Linked DNA regions of Mus musculus: regions 1 and 2 are each linked to region 3. Evidence: chromatin loops called from intact Hi-C (ENCODE). Cell type or tissue: left cerebral cortex. All regions are shown on one strand.

The links. Hi-C counts contacts between places; a loop is a spot of excess contacts. Peaks named below come from ENCODE experiments on the same cell type or tissue, not always from the same donor. Only the 100,000 strongest peaks of a DNase experiment are listed, where the experiment ranks them.
Region 1: a loop joins it to region 3, with 2.7 times the contacts of the local background. A loop is called at or near these places in 4 of 42 quality-filtered maps.
Region 2: a loop joins it to region 3, with 9 times the contacts of the local background. A loop is called at or near these places in 13 of 42 quality-filtered maps.

The regions. Positions count from the first base shown.
Region 1 is chr7:144,549,163-144,551,662 of GRCm38, reverse strand. The region is part of intron 2 of Ppfia1 (protein tyrosine phosphatase, receptor type, f polypeptide (PTPRF), interacting protein (liprin), alpha 1); the gene reads left to right. Among named protein-coding and RNA genes, the nearest start is that of Ppfia1, 3.3 kb to the left of the region's middle. In left cerebral cortex, a CTCF peak has its summit at 1,527 (motif pointing right); no DNase peak of the experiment used is centred here.
Region 2 is chr7:144,073,728-144,076,227 of GRCm38, reverse strand. It overlaps a transcript of Shank2 not described here. Among named protein-coding and RNA genes, the nearest start is that of Mir3105, 66 kb to the right of the region's middle. In left cerebral cortex, a CTCF peak has its summit at 1,353 (motif pointing left); a DNase peak (open chromatin) is centred at 1,338.
Region 3 is chr7:143,828,657-143,831,156 of GRCm38, reverse strand. Dhcr7 (7-dehydrocholesterol reductase) reads right to left here. Exons shown (of 9, transcript NM_007856.2): 2 at 892-1,018. Among named protein-coding and RNA genes, the nearest start is that of Dhcr7, 6.7 kb to the right of the region's middle. In left cerebral cortex, CTCF peaks have their summits at 1,321 and 1,531 (motif pointing left); DNase peaks (open chromatin) are centred at 1,015 and 1,528; H3K4me3 peaks cover 1,576 bases; H3K27ac peaks cover 1,481 bases.

The sequences.
Region 1 (2,500 bases), 720 kb before region 3:
TTGGTATGCTAGAGCCTCCTCTTTTGGAGTTAAGTGGTATAGGAAGGAGAAGGCAGTATAGCCAGCAAAGCCCAAGGTGAGAGGCAGGCATGTGGAGCAGGGGTTGCTTAGATTCCTGCTGACAGCCCACTTTACTGGTTCATGATGGGCGTCTCCTTGGTGCTCAAGGAATCTGCACTTACGCTCTTGTGGTGTGTCTGCAGATATCAGTTAGCAAGTCAGTAATGAGTGCCTTGATGCATCTCTCAGCTGTAAAGTCAGTTCTATGAGATGGGACTAAATGTTTGAATGTCCTTTTTAGAAACAGTAATTTGGTGTTAGTGTTGTGTGCTGAGGGGTTTTGTTTGGTGACTAGAGAGTTGTCTTTTCTTCCTGGAGTCTTAGGAATGAGCAGGTTAATTAGGTCAGATTCCGTTGCCTCATACTCAAGAGGCTTTCAGGAGGTCATGAGTCCTACTTGCTCTACTCTACACTTGGGTTTGTTGCAGCTCAACTCTGCATCAGTGGCTGGTCAACATTGAGGTTTTTGGAAAGAACAGGCACAGGGGAGGCAGAGCTGGTGGGTGTTGTGGGTAGTGAGTTTCAGGCAGTGAGAACTGTCTCACCTGTTGCTAGGTTGTGCTGGCTTGCTGCTCTGCAGTGCCTCATCAAATGTAGGACATGCTTGTGTCCACAGTTACATCATATCTGACCCGAGTCTAGTGTCACAGAGTAAACTTGTTCTAGATAATTCACTTCCTGGAATCAGGGTCCTCTGGTAGCTAAAAATGTGACCAGATGGGCATGTATGTTCAGTCAGTGTACTTACATTGGAGCATGCATGAGGACTGCACAGGCCACAAGTGTGTGCCTCAGCCAGCTCTCCAGTTAATGCTTGGGGAGCTTGGATCAAGGTATGGATAGGACCATGCCTCCTGTGAAAACTCTCCTGCTTCCTGCCATCAGTGACTGTCCTCCATTCTAATGTGGTCCAGCTCTTCACTACTGGTTCCTTTGCGCATGCTTGACTTTCTATAGGAAATCTGTATGTTTTGTCTTTTCACCATTCCCTGGACTTGTGAGATCCACCTTTACTTGCCCTGCAGCACTTGTGTAGATGGGCCCTGCCTGTTCCTTCTGCAGTCAGGACCCCTGAGGCTGACCCTGGTCCTAATCTTCCTAGGATACTTTTGCATTTGGGAGGTGCAGAACTAGCTGTGTGTGTTTCTGTTGGAGTGTTCTAAGGAGTGGAATTGTAGTGGACACCAGCCTCAGGAGTTGCTGCCAAAAGTGGTTGTGGTGACAGTTGGTACAACCACATGGTCACCCTCAGTATGAGGAACTGTTGTTATGTGCTGTAGAGCTCCAGGTGGAGAGATGGCTTCTTGACTGCAGCCACCTGCAGAGAAGTGTGCAGCAGCTTCTCTGCAGGTACATGAGGGAGCGCCGAGCAAGCTTTTAGTTCTTGTTTGTTGATTGGATTGTCTATTTCTAATTTGAAGGTTTTTTCTTTAAGATTTCTTTCTTTATTTAATATGAATACAGTAGTCTATCTACATGTAAGCTTGCAGGCCAGAAGAGGGCACCAGATCTCATTGTGGATGGTTAATGAACCACCATATATATGGTTGCTGGGAATTGAACTCCAGACCTCTGGAAGAGCAGCTAGTGCTCTAAACCTCTGAGCCATCTCTCCACCCCCTGATTTGAAGTTCTTTATACATTCTCTGTACATATATGTATAGAAGATTTGTTTGTTTGTTTGTTTGGTTGATTTTAAGACATGGTTTCTCTACATAGCTCTGGCTGTCCTCAAACTCCCTTTGTAAACCAGGCTGGCCCCAAACTTACAAAGATCTACCTGCTTCTGCCTTCTAAGTGCTGAGATTAAGGTGTGCACAACCACACCTCAGTAGAAGTTTAAAAAAATTTTTTTTAAAGATTTATTTATTATTATGTGTAATAGTCTGTAGCTGTCTTCAGACACAGCAGAAGAGGGCATTACATCTCATTACGGATGGTTGTGAGCCACCATGTGGTTGCTGGGATTTGAACTAGGACCTTCAGAAGAGCAGTCAGTGCTCTTAATCGCTGAGCCATCTCTTCAGCCTGAAGTTTTAAATTTTAATGTAACTCAATTGATTGATCTTGGTTCCTCCCACCCTCCAAGAATATTTAGTTTTGGTTGTGAGCCTAGCCATTAACTGCTGAGCCATCTTTCTAGCCCAAGAATATTTAATGTAGAGGCTGGAGAGTTGGCTCAGTGATTAAGAGCACTTGCTGACATTCTAGAGGACCTAAGTTTAATTCCCAGCACCCATATGGCAACTCATCACTTTCTATCTCACACCTTCCTTTGGCCTCTAATGACACTAGGCACATAGGTACATAGCTATACATGCAGGCGAAACATCCATACACATGTGTAATTAATGTGTATTAATCCATACACATATGTAGGCCAGGCTGGTGGTATATATCTTTAATTCCAGCACCCAGGTGAATCTCTGTGAGATTGAGG
Region 2 (2,500 bases), 250 kb before region 3:
TGGGCATGCCTGTGAGGGAGTATCTACATTAGGTTCATTGAGGTATAAATGAGGATGGCACCATCCCATGGGATAGGGTCCCGAATTGAACAAAACGAAGCAATAGGCTGAGCACCAGTGCTTGTGTCTCTCTCTGTCACAGTGACTGCAGTGTGACCAGCTCCCTCACACACCTGCCACCATGCCTTCCTTCCCCACCGTGACACCATGAGCGCCCTCAAAGCGTGAGACAAATAAAACATTCTTTCCTTAAACCGATTCTGTCCAGCATTTTGTCAAGCAATAAGAAAAACAACTAAAACAATGTTCAGATCCATTCCAAAGGGGCACCCACAGATCCAGACAGATGCTAACACCAGGTGTTATCCAATAATATCTGCCAGAAAGGAGAAACCTATGAGTCTTCCTTGCTATAAATAAAAGATAAACAAAAGTAGCTTTTCTGTCTGATGGATACCCAGCTAGAGGCAAAAATGGAGGAGAATCTCTACTGGGCAAAGGCAAAAATCAATACAGACAAGAAATCGCAATGCCACAGCTGCAGGTGAAATCGTGCATGCACTGGCAGCCTTGGGGATCACTAGCTCACTGCAACAGGGAAGAAGTAGTATTCACAGGGACGCCCTAGTCAAGTCAAGTGGTCACCACAGGCCACCTGACAGGACACAAGGCCAAGAGCACAGTGGGAGCAGCTTGGAGACAAATACAGACCTGTGTGTCCTCAAGACACGGCTGAGGAGCGCAGGCAGAAAGACAATCTAGAAAACAACTGTCCCCGAGTCCGAAGGAAACCCTGGGAAGCCAGAAGGACCAGAGGGCACAGCAGGCTTGCCCACAAAAGGGGTCCAGGGTAGACTCGGGATGTACCCTCTGACATTGCTGGGGCAGTTGGTAAAAATGAGCGGGCTCTGGAGTGAAGCCCACCAGGAGGCATCTGCTGTATGATGCCCTACCTTGCAAACTCCCTGAAGACAGTTCTAAAGCAAGGAACCTGAATGTTACCAAAGGGAAAAGCCAGTCCCTGTCCCCTGCACAGCCCACCGGACACAGCTTCCAAGCAGGACACAGGTAGGGAGCAAACCAAATTCAGGACACGACACTGACTCAGACCCTGTCTTCCCACTTCCCTGCCTTCAAAAAAAATTTTTTTTCCTTGGGGGTCACCCAAATCTATTGTCTCAGACAGCCTTGGGGAGGACTGGACGTGAGTATTTAGAATAAGGTGCCCTCAGAGTGCTGGGTTCACCCCAGCTGTACCCAGCAGCCTATCTGCCACTTGCCAAACCACAAATGTGGTATGAATGAGGAAACAAGGAACCTTCCTCTGAGCACTGCACTGCCACCTGCTGGGCGCTTGTGGTAAATCTCCAAAGTCATACTGCAGAAGGAAGGGGCTGAAAAGCTCCTGGACACCAGCAGAGTTCTAACCAGGGTGTTACAATGTCACTCTTTGGACTCTTTGGTCTAAAAGGAAGGCGGTGAGTGAGAATGAGATCACTGGAGTGAGCAAAAGTAGACTAGCCAATGGGGCTAGATGCCTCAGCAATTAAGAGCATTTGTTGTTCTTCCAGAGGACCTAGGTTTGATTCCCAGCATCCACATGGTGGCTCACAACCATCTATAACTCCAGTTCCAGGAGACCTAACACTACCACCATCTCTGGCCTCCATAGGCACTACATGCACATGACACATATACATACATGCAGGCAAAATATCCATACATGTAAAATACAATAAATAAATCTATTTTTTAAAAAAAGACCAGATGATAATGGTGTATACCTTTAGTCCCAGCACTTGGGAGGCAGAGGCAGGAGGATCTCTGTGAGTTCTAGGTCATTCTGGTCTACGGAGCGAGTTCTGAGACTGTCAGAGCTACGCAGAGAAACCCTCTTCTAAAAAAAATAAAAACAAATAAAGTTTACCAAGACACAGACACACAGAAGTCAGACATGTGAGGTCACAGGCAGGGTGATGACTGTGGAGAGGGTCATGTGTATGCTGAGAACACAAACTAAGCTCTAGAACACAGGCATGGTAGAAAGCATATCGCAGGTGCTCTTACATTCAGCCTTTTCAAGAGCTCTGAAATACCTGAGGAGACACTGTCCTTGCCCTGGCCACCTAGGAAGTATGAGGGGATTTCCATCTCAGTATGCCCATACTGGACAAAAATCATTCCATGGGTGGTATGAGGAGGTCACCCCACACTGATGATGTGGGCTCATAGAGCATGGGAGTAAGTCGAGTCCATGAGAGCCATCATGACCTAGCCGCTTAGCCAGGTGGCTCTCCTCTCCCTGAGAAGCTTGTCTGTGTTGGACCCAATACACTGCAGGCTGCACTATAGCTGTATGTGTGTCTGGGGCAGGGGGGAGGAACAGAACTGAAAACTCCCAGGTCCCACAGTGGTGGGAATGCATTTATCTTTAAGGAGCTCTCTCTCTGTGTGTGTGTGTGTGTGTGTGTGTGTGTGTGTGTGTGCTTTCGAAGGTGTC
Region 3 (2,500 bases):
TGTTGTTGTTTTTGTTTTGTTTTGTTTTTACCAAATTCTTTGGTAGCAGGGCTTTACCATACACTACTAGGTGTACCTCTTTCTGGCATGCAGCATGCAGGCCCTCTCTATACCCATCAACTACTTTGTTTTTGTTTGTTTTAAAGAGCAATTTCAAAAAGATTCTATCAAAGTAGCTCAAAAATTAAAGATGTTCATTTGTTTGAATTCTTCCTTTGAAAACCATCTCGATCTTTAAGGGCACAGGGGACTCTCCACAACCTGGGGAGGCCAGGTATGCCTAGATCGTCCTGTGATCCTTATGCCAGTGGGCAATCCATCTATCTCCTGAGAGAATAATAGAATCATTCAAATCCAATTAAGAGATTCTCCAGGTTGTATATGCTCTGGGATAGGAGAATGGGTCAAGGGGTGAGTTTATACTTGCCCCTCTACATTCTAGCATTCGAAGGTACCCCAGGGAGCTGGATCCTCATCTCACAGGAGATGGTTGCCTCCACCTCCATACCTCATCACAGGTGCACCTGACCATCTGGGCAAAGCATCCCCCCTCCTACTCGGCCTTCAGGCCCCCTCCCTCAGCACACATCTCCCCAAACCAGAACACATAGATCTCTCTCCTGTGCACACGCCTCTAAATCTGCACATCTGTTCGACAATCTACCTAAAACCTGTGCAAACACACATACCCTCATCTACATACACATCTCCTGCCGCCCCCGCAATTGCACAAACTGCCTCCTTCCTGAATACTCACTCTCTTCTTTTATACATACGGTCCACTCTTCTGCACTCTCGACGCTTCCCCCCCCCCGCCCCCACTCACACACACATCTGTGCGCACCGTCCTTCTCCTGCACTCTGGCCTGGTCCGTGCACACGAATTCTCACCTGAGTGCGGAATCCAGGCGGCTGATCCACGCTCTCCAGCAGTGTTCTAAGTGCCTGCCTGAAGCTCCGCCCCAGATGATGTGAGGTCACAGACGACCAATCGGAAGTGGATTTCGCGAGCTGCGTCCTGTGATTGGTGAAGGCAGTGAGCTGACTCAGAGCCCACCAGGCCCGCCAGTCGGCGGCGGCAGTCTTGAGATTGACAGCAGGACGGGCCCCGCCCCACCCACGCCCCGCCCACGCCCCTGGGGTCGGCGGTCTGACTCCGCTTGGTGGGAGGAAGGATGCAAGTGTGGATTCTGCGGCGCAGGCTCTGAGCCTGCCCCTACCGTGCCTCATTTTACTCTGCTGCATAGCTCCTACCTGAAGGAGAGCATCTTGTGCACGGAACAACATATACTGCGGAGACCGAGAGACAAGACCAGACCAGATCAGCAAGGAAGAAGCAGCTAGCAGACTGTGAATGCAGTTGAGGTCCCAGCAGGACAGCCAAACGGGTCCCTTGGTGGGCAGGACTCAGTCATACCTCCGTGCCCCTAAGGGTATTGGGGAGCCTTAACAAAGCAGCTGTGAAGTTTCACTCTTTTCATCTTGTTCCTTCCTGCCACCTGACATTCGTTAGTTACAGTCGCCCTCTCCTGGCGAGAGTCTCTTCTGCAGCCACAATGAATCAAACTGGTAACGGAAGTGACTTCAACACTGTTAGCTACTGTCCATATGCTGGTGCCTCAGCTGCCCAACAATGTCCTTTATTGCTCTTTTTTTCCCCAGGCCCCGGGATCCAGTCAGGGTACACATTTGGATAGAATAATAGGTTGTACAGAATATACGGTCGGGACTGGAAAGATGGCTCAGCAGTAAAGAGTAGTGGCTTCTCTTCAGATAACAGGGTTCAAGCCCCAGCACCCACATGGTTCTTCAACCATCAGTATTTACACTTCCAAGGCATCTAGCGCTTTTGACATGCATACATGCATATGTACATACATACATACATGGTCACCCCTGGAACTGGAGCTATGAGTTGGCACATGGTACTAGGAATCAAGCCTGGATCTTCATCGAGATAAGTCAGTGCTCTTAACCCCTGAGCCATCTCTTTTGCCCCCATCTTTCTCCTGATTAATAAGTAAAATGAGCAGAGTGTTATTTTGAGACTGGTAAATGCAATGTTTCCAAACAACCTTCAACCCTGATAACCTAGCATTCATTGAGGACACTCGGGACATAGCATACTTCTTGGTAGGAAGAGTTGACTTGATTTCAGCATTCTTTCAAACTCATTAAACTATTACCTATCAGCTGATAGTCTTCTATCAAAAATTCAGCTCTTTAACTTTTGACAAATTAAAAAAAAAAAAAAAAAAAAAAAAAAAAATCTCATCCTGAGTGAGGTAACACAATCACAAAGGAACTCACACAATATGTACTCACTGATAAGTGGATACTAGCCCAAAACCTAGGATACCCATGATATAAGATACAATTTCCTAAACACATGAAACTCAAGAAAAATGAAGACTGAAGTGTGGACACTATGCCCCTCCTTAGAAGTGGGAACAAAACACCCATGGAAGGAGTTACAGAAACAAAGTATGGAGCTGAGATG